2 separate regions of the Homo sapiens genome follow, and region 2 is linked to region 1. A link is an interaction called in ENCODE POLR2A ChIA-PET data of the cell type or tissue named here. Cell type or tissue: K562. All regions are shown on one strand.

Region 1 (2,500 bases):
GCAGAACGCTGGCTCCGACTCGCGCGGCGCAGACCAGCTTCTGTGGTTGCACTCAATTGAACAACAGGCGGATTTACGTTAAACTTTGTTTTCACCTTTCACTAAGATGTTTCCAATTTACCAAGGGGATAGAATGAGAGACAGAGATGTGAGAGATACAGAGAGAGAGATAGAGAGTGCAGGGTCGGGGGAGGAGGCAGAGAGCGGAAGCGGTTCTCTTTAGGGGTCTCCACCTTCAAAAGACGACGGAACGATGGTAGCCAGCTCAGGATCTATCAGGTGCTAGCCCTGGGCTGCCTGGCTCTGAAGGCTTCACCTGGTGGGCTGGCTTGGGCATTCCTAATGGGCATGCCGGGAGCCTATCAAGGTATGAACCAGCATACTCTCCCTTTTACAAAGGAGGAAACTGAGGTCGGAGAGGCTAAACCCGCCCCAAGCGCATGCCCATACCAAGCGGGAAACGAAGCACCGAATATTTCCCCAGCTCGTAGGAAGCCAGATGGGGGCCAGTTCCCTCAGGAGACGCTCCAAGTCGCCCTGCGGGCTCCAGGTGGGGACAGGAGTTATAACCTTCCCTGCCCTTCCCCCTGCAACACACGCGAGGTCTCAGCGCTCCCAGGCGCTCCAGTGGGGCCGCGTTCCCCGCCAGGGTGGGTCAGGGGAATACTCTGCCTGCGCCCTCTCCGAGGGTCCGCGCAGAGCGAGCGCCTCTTTAGGTGGGGCCTCTGGCTCCGACCCCTGCTCCCAACAGGGATCTTCGTTTGCATCACCCAGAGGAGCTGGCCAGAGAGCCGCGCCGGAGGCCGCATCTCCCCTTGTTGGTATTGTTGTCGGCTTGCTTTCTTCTGGCTTCCCAGCTCAGTGACCCCGGAAAGGGTCGAGCATCCGACTCCGGCATGCTGGTTGGCTGCCCCCGGAGGCGGAGGTAGGGGGCCAGAAATGCTGACCTGGGCAGGCCCCCAGCCCTGAGCTCCTGGGGTGGACATCTCAGGGTCCCGGGCCTCCAAGCTCATGGCCGGTCTCCGCGGCGGCGGGGTGACCCACCAAGGGCAAGACTTTTTCAGACTTGCCTATGGTCACCAGGCAATGACTCCGACTGGTACGTGAGGGAGCTCGGGTCCCACCTTGAGGACAAGGCCCAGCCTTCCCCGGAGCCGCACCTCAACTGTCAGGGTGCAAGTGGTGGTGATCCGGGAGCAGTCGAGGCCCGTGACAAAACCAGGATGACCCAGCGTTTTCTAACCGCGCTGAGGCAGTCGCCTCTCCGGGTCGCTCCACTCCCGGACTCCGGCAGCCTGTTGGCCTTCCTGTCACCACCTCGCATGGAGCACCCTGCCCTAAGCCCTGGAACTGGGCCCCTGGCTCGCAAGGAAGAGGGTGGGGGTGGGGTAGGGAGGAAAGGCCGGGAAGCCTGCTAGAGAGAAGGAGGTGACTGAGGGCCAGCATCGCCAGGAGGCATAGTTCCACTAGTCCCCAGTCCCATGGTTCCACCTTGACCCCAGTTCACCTGCAGGGCGGCAGGGAACTCCTCTGATTCCCGAACCTGCAGCTGGTGCTGCACTGGAGGGGTTTCCGTTGGTCCAACGCACCCCGGTGAAGGGAATTCCCTGGAGAAGAGAGAGGAGGTGCCAGAACCTGGCTGTAAGGGGGGTGCAGGTGTGCAGAGAGAAGCGGGTTGTCCCGGGCTGTGGGTCCTGCAGCGCAGCACCTGAGACTTCAGTTTCCTTCCTTTTCCTTACTCCCGTAGTCTTCCGGGACCCTAGCTGCCTCGCGACCCCTCCCCTTCTTCTTCCCTGGGGTTTCTTCTTTAACCTAAAGAGCAGAATAAGTAGGCCTTGCAGCGAGAACATCTTAGGTAGGACTGGCAGCTTCTCATGCTCTGCCAGGGCTCTCAGGATAGGGGATAAGCCACCTCTTCACAGCCCAGCTCTCAAGCCCCTGTTGCCAGCAAGGAGCAGAGTCTGCTGACCTGCCCCTCTCCTCTATTTTACTGTAGTTTGTTTCCCTTCTCTGCTCTGAAGGGATACTCCTTTATTTTAACAGACCCAATTAGGATTTGCCAAATGCTAGATAAAACCTTCCTATCAGAAAATGCCTTAGGTTTCGGAATTACAACCCTGAGATTTTATAGGTAGCTTTAATGGAAAGGTTTGGAAAGAGACTGAGGGTGCCCTTAGTTCTGAATAAATGTGAACTGGAACTTGATATTTTTTTTGTCTTGTTTTTTTTTTTTTTTTTTTGGAGGGGGGAAGGTGTTTGGACCTTGAGCCAAAATACATCAAAGAAGAGATCCCTGCACCTCAACTCCTAGAAGTCATAGTCACCTTGATAGTGGAGAACTGGGGATTGAAGGTGCAGGATTTGCAGGAGTAGGGGAGATAATTAATATTAGCTGGGTCACCAGAAAGAATGGAAGCTAAGAGATTGTGCTGCCATGCCCTCTTCGACAGCAACCTTTAGCATTTATCTCTTCCCCGTCAGTCTCCCCAGCTATCAAGTG
Region 2 (2,500 bases), 190 kb before region 1:
GCTAGGCCCCACATACTAAACAAAATGAGGGAATGCTTCTTGGAAGAAAGTAAGATGTCAGTGTACATTACAACCCCCCTGGGGTAAATGGAGAGCATTCATAAAGACTAAAGAAATATGCTTTATAATGAAATGTACCTCATATAATTTATGACCCAATACTCAGAGATGAGTTTTTCTCTTTGGGAATGTATGTCTGTATGTGAGAGAGAAGACAGTCTGTGATTATATAAAATTCTTAATAATAATCTGGGGAAAATATGTTCTTTCTAGTTTGGGCAATGACCAAAAGTGATTTGCAATGACCTCTATGAGTTCCCAAAGAGGATGTGAAGTTCTCCCCTTTGTCCACTGCGGTCATAGTGCTGGGTGTGGTCATGGCTTTGACCTTAGACACAGAGAAATCTCTCTCCCACACAAAGGGGAGGGGAGAGTGGGATATGCAGAAAGAGGTGAATGGTATGTTGGCGTGGGGCTGGGGAGTGCGGGTACATGTGTTAGAGGGGAGAGATCCATTCTTCCCTTCCAGCTGCAGTTGTCTCTGAGCTCTGGTCCCTAAACCAGCCCTCAGCTGTGATGGACTAAATTGCAAGAGAAAAAGACCCACAGTTGGAGTTGAAAGTAGTGAGGTGTCAGCACAGAGTCTCTATTTCTCCCTTGTGATGGACAAGTAAGAGTGGCTCTGACCAAATTCTTTTTTCTCTAGAAAACACCAATAAAACATGTTTTTGCATTAACTACCATATTGAAAATTCTCACAGAGGCCTCAATTTTGACCTTTTGAATAAGAATTGAGGTAACTTTCCTACCAATGCAGCTAATGTGGCAGGAATTACAGTTTATCATAAGGTTTTAGAGTTGGAAGTGATCATAGCAATAATCTAGGCTGAGCCCCTCATCGTTCAGATAAGAAACTGACATGTGAGGAGGAAACATGACTCAGCCAAGGTCACATGGCTTGTTAGTCGAAGGGTAAAGCCCAGAGGCCAGGGCTTCTGATACCCTGCCCAGTCCTCCTTCCTTTCCTGCTTCACCCAAGATGACCATTGCGAAAAAGGAGGGACAGAGGTCTCCATGCTGTACCAGGAAAGAAAGTCCAGAGATTGCTAACCCAGCTTGACAAGTGAATTGATCTGTAAGTCCTCTTTCTTGCCACATCCAACCCAGAAAAACTCAAACAAAGCCCCACCTGGCCAGAACACTGAGGTAAGGTGAAGGACTCACACACCTGGGGGCATCACTAGGGCACAGCTCCAGCTCTTCTCTCCCACTAAGTCACCTTAAGTCTTAGCCTGGGTTCTCCAGAAAGGTGAGCCTAGGGGAAGGCTTGCCGGCTATTACTTTACCAAGACTGCAACCCAAGGGATCAGGAGTGGAGGAATATGGAGACAAAATTGGGAAAGTAGACACAGTCCATATGTAGGTGTATCACTAAGAAGAAGGGGCCGATTGATGCTTTGCTCTGTCCATGGGACTGCGACCCCTAGAAGTCACATAGGCTGGTCTCCAGACTATCTCTAATGCGGGAAGCGAGGACAAATGTATCCACTGGACCTCACCTTCCTTAGATGGAAAACTTGCTTCTGCACTCTGGTTTGTGCGTGTGTGGTCATGAGCACAGAGCATGAGCACTGATGTTGTTCCCAAGAAAATATCAATAGGGAAGACTGGCACTGCACTCGAGAGGTGAGAACCACCTGTCAGGGACCAGACGCTACTGACCCTTACAAGGCTGGACCAAGAAGAAGGCGAGGCCCAGAGGCTCAGAAGGGATGCAAAAGAGGTGTGTGACATACCCTGGGAAGTGAATTCTGCCCTTTAACATGCCCTCTCACTATAAATGTAGATGAAGACATCGACAAAGACATGGATGTAGACAGGTGAAAAGGAAATAATTCCCCAGAGAGAAAGTTTATAAAAGAACACAATTCAACCCTCTCTGTGTGTTCATCAGTCCTATATGTTCAGTTAATACCAAATAAATGCTAGTTGAATAAAAGAATAAGTGCCAACTTGTAGATTAGATGACTCCATAATGAAAAGTAAGCCAAAGCAAATTAAGTCACAAACACAATATGCTGTATAAATGGTTTTGTTGCAAAGGACATCAACAGACACTTTTTAAAAGAAGACACGTGGCCAACAATCATATGAAAAAAAGCTCAACATCACTGATCATTAGAGAATTGCAAATCAAAACCACAATGAGATACCATCTCATAGCAGTCAGAACAGCTATTATTAAAAAGTCAAAAAAAAAAAAAACCTGATTCTGGCAAGGTTGTGGAGAAAAAGGAACACTTATACACTGTTTCTGGGAGTGTAAATTAGTTCAACCACTGTGGAAGACAGTGTGGCGATTCCTCAAAAACCTAAAGACAGAAATACCATTCAACCCAGCAATCCCATTACCCAAAGGAATATAAATCATTCTATTATAAAGACACGTGCACATATATGTTCACTGCAGCACTATTCACAATAGCACAGACATGGAATC

The links. ChIA-PET counts read pairs that join two places held together with the same protein. Peaks named below come from ENCODE experiments on the same cell type or tissue, not always from the same donor. Only the 100,000 strongest peaks of a DNase experiment are listed, where the experiment ranks them.
Region 2: POLR2A ChIA-PET joins it to region 1 with 5 read pairs; 3 of 35 experiments call an interaction of 5 or more read pairs at or near these places.

Annotation. Positions count from the first base shown.
Region 1 is chr2:118,857,961-118,860,460 of GRCh38, forward strand. No RefSeq gene overlaps it. Among named protein-coding and RNA genes, the nearest start is that of EN1, 12 kb to the left of the region's middle. RefSeq lists enhancers at 1-228, 229-990, 991-1,750. In K562, no CTCF peak of the experiment used is centred here; no DNase peak of the experiment used is centred here; H3K27me3 peaks cover 1,708 bases.
Region 2 is chr2:118,671,841-118,674,340 of GRCh38, forward strand. No RefSeq gene overlaps it. Among named protein-coding and RNA genes, the nearest start is that of LINC01956, 160 kb to the right of the region's middle. In K562, no CTCF peak of the experiment used is centred here; a DNase peak (open chromatin) is centred at 971.